2 separate regions of the Homo sapiens genome follow, and region 1 is linked to region 2. A link is an interaction called in ENCODE POLR2A ChIA-PET data of the cell type or tissue named here. Cell type or tissue: PC-9. All regions are shown on one strand. Each heading gives the region's core, and the rest is flanking DNA. Links, peaks and the distances in the headings are about the cores only.

Evidence for each region. Peaks named below come from ENCODE experiments on the same cell type or tissue, not always from the same donor. Only the 100,000 strongest peaks of a DNase experiment are listed, where the experiment ranks them.
Region 1: POLR2A ChIA-PET joins it to region 2 with 9 read pairs; 1 of 35 experiments calls an interaction of 5 or more read pairs at or near these places.

What each region holds. Positions count from the first base shown.
Region 1 is chr4:179,461,800-179,469,499 of GRCh38, reverse strand. No RefSeq gene overlaps it. Among named protein-coding and RNA genes, the nearest start is that of LINC01099, 1.6 Mb to the right of the region's middle. RefSeq lists enhancers at 3,451-4,039, 3,507-4,706. In PC-9, for the core only: no CTCF peak of the experiment used is centred there; no DNase peak of the experiment used is centred there; H3K27ac peaks cover 843 bases.
Region 2 is chr4:178,195,243-178,202,942 of GRCh38, reverse strand. No RefSeq gene overlaps it. Among named protein-coding and RNA genes, the nearest start is that of LINC01099, 290 kb to the right of the region's middle. In PC-9, for the core only: no CTCF peak of the experiment used is centred there; no DNase peak of the experiment used is centred there; H3K27ac peaks cover 402 bases.

The sequences.
Region 1 (7,700 bases), core at 1,543-6,542, 1.3 Mb before region 2:
GGAGAAACCCTGTCTCTACTAAAAATACAAAATTAGCTGGGCATTGTGGCGCATGCCTGTAATCCCAGCTACTCGGGAGACTGAGGCAGGAGAATCGCTTGAACCTGGGAGGTGGAGGTTGCAGTGAGCCAAAATTGCACCATTGCACTCCAGCCTGGGCAACAAGAGCGAAACTCAGTCTAAAAAATAAAAAAGAGTAATCAATATTTGATCTTAAATTTATATACAAAGCAGACTGTTGTTTAAATTTTGTATCTCTTTTGAGAATATTATATGATACATTTTCTGAAAGGATTTATACCAGTTAATTGCAGATATATCTGACTGATGATATAATGGGCAACTTTTGTTGCTTTTCACATTTTCTTTTTCTATCATTTTGATTTTTAACTGGTAAACATGCTACTTCTATAATAATATAATAAATGATATACTGTATTTAAATTTTGAATTCATTATTCTTACACTAGAATATTCTAAAAAAGGACTGACTGTCAAATAACTCATGTAAAGAAAGACATTGCCCAAAATATGTATTATTTGCTGAAACATTTTTATAAATAACTTCAGATGTAGTATTTATCCAAAGAATATCGTCTTTTATCACAGATTAAATATTTAGAGAGAAATAAATAATATAACTAAAAATACCTTGTTCTAATATATTGAATTATTTTATATTTACTATTATCCACTGAACTTGCTTTATTTTCACTGATTAAAAAATATTGTTTCTTATAAATAGTAAATTTCATTTCCCTCCTAATGATCATATTTTGTTATTTCATCTTCCTTTCTTACCCTTCTCAAATCACAGTCTACATCTAAATTAATCTTTTCTGAACTCTTTTGTAAAAGGCATACCACTGTTATAACTTCTCCCCCTACCCCTGCCCAGAGAGTTAACAGATGGTTGAGAGCACATTGGGGAAAGAATTCTAACTTGAAGAGTGACCCCACTGTTAAATGCTGTGTTACTTAGCTTAAAATATGTATGTGTACTTAATTTTTTTCAATCAATAATGGAGTTTGTAAAGATAACAAAACTCGGAATAATCCAGTTTTGAGTGCTTCATCAAGCTCAGCAGTTTGTGACCTTACATTTCTGCCTCATTTTCCAGAAAATGTTCCTAGTACATTTCAACAGTGTTTCGATGTCCAATATCCCGTTCTCAAATGAGACAAACATTTTCAGATGATGGAAATATCATCTACTAGAAGGATAAAAACCAATGCCTTAAAATCACTTTTAAATGCAGCTGTATCCTTTACCCCCAACAGCCATGGGTCTGAGATAAAGGATCTTGCAGACCATTAAGTTTCATGTCTTTTCTCTGATTCAGCACAAATTCCTCAGCACAGGTGTTTCTGTAATTATGATACATTGGGAAATTCTCTGTGTTCAATGGCCCTCAGACTCACACTTCCACCTCATCAGTCACATGTCAGCCTAACTCCACCCTGTGCCCTAAATCGCTGGTGTCATTAAGAAGCTGCAAACTTCAGATGGCAGATTTGCAGCTGTGATGTATAATACAGAATATTTCATGAAAAATGTATGAGTAGAGATTTTTTTCTAATATTTCCTCTGTAGTGATCTGCCAGAACCATAACCATCTAGACATGTTTATTATACAGATTTTTTTAAAAGAGGCTTTCATTGCTCTTTGCGATGTGATGTTCCCTTGTTATTTCATAAACACTCCATTGATATTCTTTCTGCAACAAAGTGCTCTAACCTCAGGAACACAGCTGCTTCTTTCCAGTGAAATCTGTATTTTCAATCATAGAGACAGCTTCACCTTGATTTAACTGTAGTCTTTGGTATACTTTCTGATTTGCTAATCAAAACCAAGTAGTATATATTTAGTTAAGTGATTGAAATTCTGTAACAAATATTGGAAGCGTAGATAACCAGACAATTCTTAAAACCCATGTTAGTGAAGAATATGATAGTGCTTGAGTCACTGGACTCCATAATGAAATAACAAATATATATGAAATATTTAGCATTCTGGCTCTTTTCTCTGAAGTCCAATAGCATTCAGAGCCCTTGATGATTGACTTCTACTATCTTGTTTTACTATTTATTCTTTCATATATATTTACAAGCTCATCTAATCTCTTTGGGGGAAATAAACAAGCATATTATTTATGCCCCTTATGCTTTGCAAATGCTATGGTAGGTACTAAAATGTTTCCTCCCTCCCTCCCTTCCTTCTTTCTTTCCTTTCTTTTCTTTCATCTTTCTTACATGAATTTATTAACTACCTCTTCAGAACCCCAGTGAGTCAGGCACTGTGCACAGGGTAATTATCCTAATAATACAATGGTTTGAGAAGCTTTGTAACTCTATGTCACCTCTGTATTTACTGTGGACATCTGAGATTACTACGCAGATCCAAACATATTTGCAATCCCTTAAAAGAGAAATACACATACACACGGCAGACAACTCCGATATGGTCATAAAAGCTCACCACTGATATCAAAAATATGTCCAATAAGTGAGAAAATGTATTTCAAGTTATACACAACTGGTGGCTAACTGCATGATAAGTAGTAATAAGCAACATTTATTTTTGTTTCTTTTTATTTAGATTTTTCTTTTTTGGAACAGAAGCACATAATCTGTGAGTAGCTTTGATGGTGAGAATTGAGAGTAAATATCACACACAGAAAAATACAAATGCTTTATTTAAGGCAGATTCAAATCTATTCTAATTCACCTCCTATGGCAGACAGCATCATGACTCTCACACAGAATTTTAAGAAAAGTCTAACCGGTTCAGAAGAGTAATACTTAAGAGGTCAATTGAGCCATATTGTGCTTGACTAGGCACAGTAAACAAATAAGCAAACAAACAACAACAACAAAAAAGAACATAATTTACAAGAAAAAGTAATGGCTAGTGCTCTTATTTTTTTAAATACTGACTTTTTAGATAAAAATTTTGATAAAATTAGAGTCAGAGAAGTGACATCTTAGCATATATAATGGATATTATGAAATAAGATTTTGGCAATGATTATAGCATATTGATTCATTGTGAAAGAGTTATAAAAAGGACTATGTTTATGGATATCTTGCCTTATTGCAGTCAACATTTGGATTGAAAAATGTTAAATCACGTTTTTCATGTGCCTGAATTCAATCATAACGGATGCATAGAATCACTTTTGCTGAATGTCACCATCAGTTTAAATAACAATATAATATAAAAAACAGTGAAGAATGCTGGAGCTGTTTTATTTTGATTTCTGTTCCTGGGGCTCCTATTTCTTGGGCTTGTAGTATGCTCCAAGCCTTGTGCTCAGTGCTTTTCATGCCTCACCATCTTGAATCCTTTAATAAATCTATGAGATGGAATTTTTTATCCCAATTTTACGTGGAATCTCACAAAAACTGACATTTAGAGTTGTTTATTTTACCACACAATTTTCTTTATTGGCAAACTTGTGAGAAATTCTTCCATGGCCATAGTACCAGCAATAGGTATATTTGTCTTAGGAATCGGTATGTTTTTAATGATTAGCTATTTGTGTGAGAGGTTCAGTGTTTGTTGCATAGTTGTTAAAATGAGTGGAGCCAACACTGAAACAGTGTACCTATTATTTCAGAATTCCTATTTATTTTCATTTCATCTGAATATTCAGTCTCCATTTCAGCAAGTTCTTCAACTTACTTTTCTCCATTATTTTTACTTTAAGCTAGCTTTAAGGTATAACACAGTGTAACAAGGTAAACAAATGCATCTTATCCGATTTCATAAGTAAATGTATGAATATCAGATTTCTTTAGTGGCCTGAGTGGCCTTTTCTACTGTCTGGAAGGAGACTCTATTTAAAGTCTAAGCATTTAAAGACAAAGTATTGTGATTTAAATTAGCTTCACTTCCTCTGTGGTACGGTGAGTCAGCATTTTCCCTTCCTGGGTCTGATCACTCCCTGAGTAGGTAAGAGAAAGAAATATCTAAAAGGCCTAGGAATGTGGCAAACAATATAGCCTGTAAAACAGTGATTTCTTTGTACCGTCGGGACCACTGCTATGAAAACCGGCCTTAGAGGAAAAATGAGTTATTGTACTTTTACCTTAATCCACATCTTATTTTTGCTGAATTTGTCTTGACCCTTACTCTCCGGCATCCTAGCTCTATGATCTTGCTCAAGTTATTTCACCATTCTGGGCCTCAGATTTCTCTCTGGACGATGAAGAATAGTAGTACCTCATCACAGAGCTGCTGTCAGGACTAACAGGAGAAATCCCATATAATGTACCTAGAATATAGAAACCAGTCACTAAACGTAAGTGGTTGTCATCTTTATTGCTACTGCTATAATTATTAAGGAGTCTAGAGTTGTACCCCATCTTTAAAGGCATGATGGTGGATTTGTTCTCACTCTTCTGAGAGACAGCAGGTTTTCAGGAAGTCTGGGGGGAACACTTTCAGTATTCCTAATCAAGTTTCTATAAGGATACTATTTTGTTTTTAAACAATGAATTATAAATATTTGATTTATAAGGGCATTTATGCAAATCATGGAATTAGATACTCACTATGTACTGTTTGGCTGACTACACTGGATTTACTAGAATTCCACTGATTAATCCTCTCAACTTGAACGTACCATTTATGTAAAATGAGTACTCAAAATAATTGCAGTATTAGTAACGCAAATATGGGTTGCTTATTGATTTTCAGCTAAAGTTTGCAATCTCAATATATGGAGTTTTGGTTTGTTTTAATGACATTTTTCTTTGAAAGTAGATTTGGAGTGAAGCTCACTTAGCCTTCTATGATTTGTGTATTTGTCATTGCTGTTTGCCTTTTAGCTATAAACAACCGTGTGCATATCTGTACAGGAATTCACTTTTATTTCTCACTTTATTTTCCCTTAACAAACATGTGAAATGTTGCAAATTGTCAACAATACTAAACGTTTTATGTAAATTACCTATTTATTTATGTAAGTAATTTGATAATTTAAATCAGGTTTGAAAAAATCTATTTTCTATTTATAACAACATTTTTTAAATAAACATTTCACAAGTATTCTCTCACCAATTTAACAGTTTTGTAAGTTTAAATTTTAAAAAATCTGTCTTTTTTAATGTTAGGGAGAGTTGTAATATCTGTCAGTCGAACAGAGTCTAGAAAAAGAGAGTTCTGAGAAACAACACTAACTCTGGCAACAAAATTACTTATATGAGATGATTATTTTAAAGAAAAGTACATAGTAAAGAAGCAATTTTCTTCATTGAGGAAAAACTGATTTTTAAAAGAATGTTGACCCGAAGAACTTACCAGGAAGAAATAGCATAACTTGCTTTTCTTGTTACTGGAAGTTCAAATTACAGAGTGGAATTAGTCATTTGCTACATAAAAGATAAGCAGATCCCCCAACTTCTATCATTTATGGATTCTAGCTGGAGAGTAAATTTTGGTATGCTTAAAGAAACAAGTAATATTATTTATATGAGAAAATTCTTTCCAGTATATCAAACTAAGAGTTTCGATATTCAAAAGCATATTAATCAGATCATGAGTTTAAGAAAGCACTTATTTTTATACTATTTATAAAATGCTTATTTTTCAAATTTAGCAAAGCAAGTTTACATTCATTAATAAATGTCTGGTGAATGTATCTAATCATAGCTTATTTTTAATAAAATGTTAGCAATATGTTACACGAGAAAATAAAGGAATAATTGTCAAGCTACAAGGTATTGCTAATCTCCGGTGTAAACCATTATTTGTGTTTTTGCTACTTTGGTGGGAAGTGGGAAGTATCTGAAATTATGTGGCATAGAAATCCTGAGAACCTAATCCTTTTAGGAACATTAGATTTGTAATAGCAGTCTGATTGTTATCATCAGCCACGACATAAACAATATAGAGTAGATACCACAGTTTTCACTGACTTTTAAAATAAATTATTAATTTCATTCTTGCCTTACGTTCATGATAGAGTATTATTTTCCCAGTATCATGGATAGAAAAATTAACTTTCAGCAAGATTAAGTAATTTGCCAAAGTAATAGAAATAAACACCTTGGAAAGCTGAAATTTAAACTCAATTCACTGTGGCTCTGGAGTCTGTATATTTAATCAATACAGGTATTCTTTTTATTGCTTTACAAACCAGATGTTTTTAAAGAAACTCTGTTATAATATTAGTAAGTTCTAGAAGATATTGAAGGTATGGGAGTAGATTCATTAAATATATTAAAATCTCACACTATATTGACTTGGTGATAAAATAAACTTTATTACCATGAATGAAATAATGTTCCATGTTATATATATTTTGTTGTTTGTAAAGGGTAAGTGGAAACTTCCTTAAATATTATAGAATCAAATTAGTATTGAGTGCCATTTTAAAAATCAATACATTACTATATATCAATCAATCATTTCCTGCACTTCAGTACATAAGGGTCATCATCACCAAACTCTTTTAAACATATCTGTGAGTTTTTATAACTCTACCTATTTAGAGTGAATTTTAGGCAGGTCAAAATTAAAAATTTAATAAATACATTCTTTAACTCTTTTATTTTGAATATTTTCTCTTTATTCATTCACTATCATAATTAGTACAATAATTAAGATCAAACATTATTTACAACCTGTCTATTAAATTGTATCTTGAAGCATGTATGCTTTGTGATGTACTTTTCCATCTGAAATGCCATAAGGTAGAATGGAAGATTTGTATGCATAAATTAACACTTGACTGGTATGGAGTAAGCCATTTAATCCTACACCTCAAAACCACACTACTGTAACTGTCGTCTACAGTTCTGCATACTCCACTAGATAAAAAATCACCTGCAGGAATTTTTTCTTATGATTTGTAAAATATCTATAATACTGACTGGTCATCTGTTGATGTACCATAAATGCTTAGTAATTGAAACGAATGCATGTCTCCTATAACATTGGCAATACATAATATATCCTGTAAGTGAAACAGATTTTAAAACATTGGCAATGCATAATATAAATAAGTATATGAAAACACAAACTACTTTAAATAAAGCATTATTTTAGTTCATGGGTTACTGATTTTGGAAGAATATTGAACTAAAGTATTTTACTTGGAAGAAAGAAAAGAACTTGCTTTTGTCATTCCTGGAAGCACTAATCATGGGATAGAATCAGTTATTTACTGTATACAATTTTCCTATGAGATATAAAGGGATGCTGGGCAGGTGAAGATTTCATTGTCCAAAAGGCTATTTGTAAAGTAGTTAAAAAATCAGAATAAATATTGAGTTAAGATATTTATTTATTACACATAATAATATTCCACTTAATAAATTTTTATTGGTTCCTCGGACATTCCCAAAAGTCTATCATCACAATATAGCTGAAGTGATGTATTACAACATTTTGTTAGGTCAGTGTTTAGGGTATAGTAACAACTGCAATACAACTGCAAACTCTACTGTTTACGTATCACTTGAATAACATATGCTCACTGACCACCTACGAACTTTAGAAGATGTGATTGTTCATTTATCATGATGCATATCTGTTATTTATGTAGTGATGTGAAGACTGAAGAGCTAGCAGTAAAATTCTGATAATCAATAATACCATGACAACTCTAACGAACAATGTTGGTGAAGAGACCAGTGTTATTTTACTAGAGCATTGTTTCTAGACTGGCACCAACCAAGCTAACAAGGGAGA
Region 2 (7,700 bases), core at 1,923-6,922:
AGTTTTGAAAGAAGTCACCAAATGTCCTCTAATAGGACTGTACAATTCTGAAATTCCAGCAGCAATGAATTGGAGATTTCATTGGTCACATTTTTATCAGCATTTGGCATTGTCAGTCTTCTGAGTTTTGGCCATTCTAATAGATGTTTGATGATATCTCATGGTTTTTTAAATTTGGCTTTTCCTGATGATGTATGTTAAGGAGCATCTTTTCCCATGCTTATTTGCCATTACTATGTATTTTGATGAGGTATTTGATAAGGTTTTTAACCCATTTTTAAATTAGATTATTTATTGTTGAATTTTAAGACATTTTATTTTATTTTATTTTATTTTATTTTATTTTATTTTATTTTATTTTTGAGATAGAGTCTAACTTCGTCACCCTGGATGTAGTGCACTGGCACAATCTTGGCTTACTGCAGCCTCAACTATCTGGGCTTAAGTGATCCTCCCACCTCAGCCCCAGGAAGCAGCTGGGACTATAGGCATGTGCCACCACACCAGGCTAATTTTTATATATTTTTTGTAGAGACAGGGTTTTGCCATGTTGCCCAGGCTGGTCTTGAACTCCTGAGCTCAAGCAATCAACCTACCTCGGCCTCCCTAAGTGCTGGGATTACAGGTAAACCACCACACCCGGCCAAGTGGTACTTTTACATTTTGGATAAGCATCCTTCATTAGATGTATCTTTGGCAAACCTTGTTTTCTGTTCTGTGGCTTGTCTTTTCATTCTCTTGACATTGTCATGCACAGAGCAGAAGTTTTTCATTTTAATTTAGTTCACCTTATCAATTATTTCTTTCATGGCTCATGCCTTTGTTGTCATAATCTAAAAAGTCATCACCATTCCAGGAAGTCATCACAGCCGTTTTCTCCTGCATTATCTTTTAAGAGTTTTATAGTTTTGCATTTTACATTTGGGTCTATGATCCATTTTGAATTAATTTTATGAGGCGTGTAAGATCTGCATCTGGATTTATTTATTTTTATTTTTTCCTGTGAACGTTTAGTTGTTCCACCATTTGTTGAAAGAACTATCTTTTCTCTATTATATTGTCTTTGCTCCTTTGTCAAAGATAAATTAATTCTATTTATGTAAGTGTATTTCTGAGCTTTTTCATGTTTCATTGATCTATTTGTCAGTTATTTCTCTAATACTATACTGTCTTGCTTACTTTAGCTTTATAGTAAGTCTTGAGGTTGGGAAGTGTGTCATTCCTCAGTCTCTTTTCCCTTTCAGCATTTTGCTGGGTATTTTGAATCTTTTGCTTCTTCAGTATGAGGTGAAAAAGCAGAGGTCATAAGGAACATCTTCACCTTTTTCCTGATCTTGTTGGAAAAGCTTCTGTTTTCTCACCATTAGTTTTGGTGTGTGGTTTTTGTTTTTTTGTAGATATTTATCAAGCTGAGAAAGTTTTTCTCTTTTTCTGATTTGCTGAGAGTCATGTTCTTTTGTCAAATACCTTTCCTGATTCTATTGATATAAACAAGCAATTTTTCCTCCTTAGCCTGTTGATGTGATCAGTTACATTAGTTGATTTATCAATACTGAACCAGCTTTGCATATGTGAAATAAATCTTAGTCATAGTGTACAATTTTGTAATCTGTATTATTGGGTTCTATTTGTTAATATTTTGTCAAAGATTTCTGCATCTATGTTCAGGAGTGACAGTCATCTATAATTGTATTATCATGTAATGTCTTACTCTGGCTTGGGTATTAAGGTGATGTCTCCTAGAAGGAATTCATAATCTCTCAGAAGTAATTTGTCTTCTGGAAGAAATTGTACATAATTCATATAATTTCTTCTTGTATTAAATAACATGCTGCCGAATTCATCAATGAATCGAATTGGGCCTTGTGCTTTCTGTTTTGGAATGTTATTAATTCTTGTTTCAATTTATTCAATATGTGTAATGTTTATTTCTTCTCTTGTGAGCTTTGTTAGCTTGTATCCTCACAGAAATTGTTTTATTTCCTTGTAGTTATAAAATTTGTGGGCATAGAATAGTACATAGTATTGTATTCCTTTATTTTGCTTTTAATGTCCTTGGGACCTGTAGTAATGTTTCTCTTTTATTTCTTTTTAAATTGACAAAAAGGTATATATTTATGGTATAAAACCTGTTGTTTTGATATATGTATGCATTATAAAATAGCTAAGTCAAGCTTATTAACCTGTGTATTACCTCACATACTTGTTTTTTTGTGTGCAGTGACAGCATTTGCAATCTACACTCTCATAGATGTTCAAGTGTACAGTATATTGCTATTATCTGTAGTCACCATGCTGTACAATAGATCCTTTGAATTTATTCTTCCTATTTAACTAAAATTTGGTGTCCTATGACGAATGTCTTCTGAAAACCATGATCCTCTTCCTCTGAACCCCTATTTATTAATAACACTCTGTTTCTATGAGTTTAATTTTTACATTCCACATTTAAGTGATATCATGCAGTATTTGTCTTTCTGTGCCTGACTTATTTAACTTAATATAACACTGTTCTCCAGACTTACTTATGTTGTTACAAATGACAGAATTTCCTTCTTTTTTAAGGCTGAATAGCACTCCACTGTGTGTGTGTGTGTATGTGTGTGTGCCTATCACATTTTTTAACCATTTATCCATTGATAGACACTTACATTGATTCCTTATCTTCTTGACTATTGTGAATAATGCTGCAAAAAACATGGAAGTGCCAATATCTTTTTGACATATGTATTTCATTATATATATATATATATATATATATATATATATATATATATATATTCAGTAGTGGGATTGCTAGAGAATTTCATGGTTCTATTTCTAATTTTAAATTTTTGAAGACTCTCCATACTGCTTTCCATAGTTGTTGTACTAATTTATGTTCCTGCATTTCAAGTATTCCTCTGTTCCTTTTTCATTTTCTTCTTCTTCTGGTGTTACACCCTACATACATATATTATATCTTCTGTAGTTGCCCTACAGTTCTTGGATGTACTGCTATGGGCTTTTTTTTTTCATTCTTTTTTCTTTGCTTTCCAGTTTTGGAGTTTTCTGTTGAGATATCTTCAAGCTCAGAAATTTCAGTCTACAAATAAGTCCATCAAAGTCATTCTTCATTTCTGTTGCAGTTTCTGATGTCTAGCATTTTTAAAATTCTTTCTTAGAATTTCCATCTCTCTGCTTACATTGTTCAACTGTTCTTGCATGCAGTCTATTTTAAATCTGTTGGAGCCCTCTGACTTATTAATTGTAGCTGTTTTGTTTTACAAGTTTGATAATTCCAACATCCCTACCATATCAGGGTCTGGTTCTTTCACTTGTTCTGTTTCCTTAAACTATGTGTTTTTGCCATTTCGTATCCCTTCTTAATTTTTCTTGATAGCCAGTCGTGATATACTTAATAAAAGAAACTATTGTAAATAGGGCTGTTATAATGTGATGATAAGATATGGGGGGGTGCGGGTGGCCACAGGAAAAGTAGTCTTCGGTTCCATGACTAGGTCTCAGTCTTTCAGCAATTCTCTGCTTCTAGACTGTTAACTTTGTAAGTGCTTCTCAGTCACCTTCTCCTCATTAGTGGGACAGGCTGGAGGGAGCTGGAGATAGTATATTATTTCTCCTACATGGAAGGCTAGAGAGGGCTGGAATTGAGTATTTCCCTCCCTCCAAATTAAAAGCTAGAACCAACTGGATTTGGGTATTTTCCTTTTCTCAGGTCAGTTAGGTTTGGAAAACCCCAGCAGGTTAGGCTCTAATTCAATAGTTTTTCCTCTTGAGGCCAGACTTTGTTAAGAAGAGCAGAATGCTCTGGAATATTTCCAAATAGTTTATTTTCCCTTTCTTCTGCTGGAAGCATGAAGGAAATTGTCTCTGATATTCACTGTGAGAATGTGGTAAATCTCCAAAAGGTAAAATTGATAAAAATCTCAGGGCCCCTGATGACTGGATTCCCCCAGAGATTTTATCTCTCAGACTTGTCCACACTGAACTGATAGCAATTCATCAATCACAGTTTAGGTTTCCCTACCAAGGCACTGGTTCCCACAGAGGTTTCTATTTATAGGTTTCTGCTCTGGGAAGTTTGTAACCTAATCATAGAAGTGATATTCCAAGAATGCTGTCATATTCTATGTGTTAGAAAACAGTTTCTTGGTCCAGCTCACACTCAAGAGGAGGAAATTATACAAGGGTTTGAATACCAGGAGGCAGAGATCATTGGGGGCTATCATAGATGTCAGCCTACTTCATTGCTTATGATTTTTATTTTTCTTTTGTGTTCCTCTTAGTTTCTTAAGATTTCCCTGTGTGACCCTCAGGTGATCACAGCCTCTACTGATTCTTCCAACCTCTCTTGCTATCCCCAAATACCTAACCAAATGGCTGATAACTCCAAGAACAACTCTATTTCTGAAAAAAATTTTGGACAACTATGTCCCAAAGTAGATGAACATTAGTTATCATCCCTGGCTAAATCTAAAATTCTGCCTTTACTTCCCAAAGCACAGAAAGAGCTCCCTTATAGTTGACCTCAGGTTGTAACATTATGGATAAAGGGCTGTGTTCAATAGTAGTGTGGTTGATTTTATTTCATAGTTTATTTCTACATAATTTGTTTTTATTTCATCAACCTTGATTGAATATCAACAGTTTTGGTAATACTTTCAAGAAATAATTTCGTTTGAGTGAGCCTATTTCAATTTTGTATTCCATTTGATTATTAATTTTGACTTTTTTGCTTTTAATTTCTTTGGGTATATTGTGTCTTTTAGTTTTGTCTTGACTTTCTTGAGTTGGATGTTTTCAAATCATGTCTTATGAGGAGCAGGTGTCAAGGTAGATGTGTACAGGCAAGATCTATTCTGAGAAAATACCTATGAAGATTATGTGAGAAGGATCAGGATCAAGCAGAGAAGAACTTCAGATTATGGTACACATCTTACACCTGTGAAAGGAGAGTGACAGGAAGGAGGATTGGGTAAGGGGAGCTTCAGACTAAAGTACAGCTCTGGGACAGTCTCAGGCAGGATGATGGGAAACCTCAGAGCAAAGATTGCCAAATAGAGTCCCATATTGGGCAGGAACAGTCCCACCATCATACCACTGTCATAACGTTATTGGCTCTGAAAAGACCAGGGAGAGTGTGACCTTGAAGTGAATGTTGTGGCAGATAGAAGCATGAGACAGCTGGAAGCCAATTCCCCTCCTTGTAGGAGGTGTGCTTGGAGAGAAATATGAGGGCTACACCTCCCATCGCACCGCAATCGATCCCTTGCAACACACAGATCCTCTTTCTCAAACATTTTTGGAAAGCAGCACACATCTATATTTGTCATAGGCCTTTTTTTCATGATGGAAAAGTATTAGAGAGAGCTTCTGGAAAGAACTAAGCCCACATTACTGCAACTTGTCTTAAAGCTGTTATCTCACTTTTTAAGTGTGCCTTGTAAATACTGTCACCCTCAGTGATAGCCTCTTGATCTTACTGAAGAGTTCATATGGTGTCCTTGGTGGTCTAGCTCAAACTCCTATTCATGAGGAAAAGGAACCCTTGGTAATCAATTGTACCATTCTCAGACCTGGACTACAGCATGTGTCCATTCACTGCAACACTTGAACAAGTGAGTATCAAGTGGAGCCAATGTGGATCTCATGAAATTACAGTATTTCCCCTGGCCTCCATTGTGTAAAAGCTGCACTACTTCCTCCTGTTGATCAGGGTAAGTTGTCCTTGCCAGTTATCGTGGAGCCACTCTTGACTGTGAAGGATGAAGGGAAGATGAGTCAGAAGCAGGCTGTGAGAATCCAGCATCAGACTATCATGAAGCATTGACTTCTCTGAAGTGAGAGACTGATGAAGGAAGGATTAGGTAGTAGGAGTCTCAGGCAGGCCAGGTACACGGAGACAGAGTTTAAAAAATGCCTGTGCTGTGAAGGAATGTCTTGGGCAAGTATGGCCCAGCTCCAGCATCCCCGTTGTGTTCAGTCATTGTCTGTGAGAAGCACAGGGAAAAAGAGTCCTTGGCATAATACGGTGGGGGCGGCAGGTCCAACAGTACAGAGGCTGGAGTCTGTCCAGTACCTAATCTCCTTGCAGAAGATTCGCTTGAACAAGATCTAAGCAACACACTTCCATTGCCACCTCAGGATCATATCTATCAAGTGTTTAATTTTATTTTTTATAGATGTAGGCATTTACAATTCTAATCTCCCTCTAAATACTTCTTGCACTGAATCTTACCTGTTTTAAAAGTTAATACTTTTATTATTCTTCACGTGTATTTTCTAATATCTATTATATCTGTTACGTAGTTTTTTGTTTGTTTGTTTGTTTTCTTTTTGAGATGGAGTTTTGCTCTTGTTGCCCAGGCTGGAGTACAATGGCGTGATCTCAACTCACTGCAACCTCCACCTCCCGAGTTCAAGCGATTCTCCTGCCTCAGTCTCCCAAGTAGCTGGGACCACAGGCATGCACCACCACGCCTGGCTGATTTTTGTATTTTTAGTAGAGATGGGGTTTCACCATGTTGGTCAGGCTGGTCTTGAATTTCTGACCTCAGCTGATCCACCCACCTCGGCCTTCCAAAGGTGAGCCACTGCACCAGCCGACAGCCTTCTTAATAATTACACAGAAGCATTTTTTCTATTTAGATATATTTTATCTTTAATTCCTTTTAAAATCAGTTATATTTTGTTTAGAGAACATAGTCAATATGACATAATCCTGATTCTTTAATATTTGTATTGGGCTTGTTTGAATGTTAAATATATGCATGAAATGTGTATTTTTGAATTTTCAGGTTTGCCATTCCTTATGTGGGATATTTTATGCATGTTAATTTCATTATTCAAATATGTATGTATCTATAATTTTTTTTCTTCTGTTTGATCTCTCAATTATTGAGGGACTTGCATTTAATTCTTCTCTCGGAAGACGGATTTATTAAGTCTCCTGTTAATTCTGTTACTTCTAGTTTTACTTAATTTGAAGTTATCTTGTTATATATGTAAAATGCCCAACATATTATATCTGCAGGGTGAATTACACAGTTTAATATTATGTGGGATCACATTAATTCCTAGTGATACTTTTTGTTTAAATATATTTTTTCAAATGAGCTTTACAGTTTTTTTAGTTAGGAGATATTGGTGGTAAATTTGCTCCTGTTAAATTTTTAATATAAAAATTATTTTCTCTCAGCACTTTGAAGATGTACTATATACTCTGTCTTCCACTTATGCAGTTTGAAAATTATTTGTCGTAGTTTTTTGTACTTCTTATTACTTTTACAATCTTCTTTTTGGCTTCACTGTGGTACAGTTTCATGATAAATATTGCTAGTTGTAGATTAATTTTTATCCTGTTTGGGACCTGTGAAGCTTTCTGAATCTTAAGTTTAAAGTCTTACTGATTCTGAGAAATACTGATGTACTTTATCTTCAAATTTCACCTTCTTCCAATGTCTCTACTGCCAGCGTCTAGGACTAATTTAAAGTCACACTCTTACTGTACTCTTCTGCAATCTCATTTAAATTTCACATTTTAAATATGCTTGTTTCTCCTATATGCATTTAGGCTTATACCTTCAATTTTGTTTTTAAGTTTACTAATTCTCTCTTTAATGGCACCTCAACTACTATTTAAACCACTCATTGTATTTCTAACCTTAACACGGGAACACATACACACATAAATATATAGA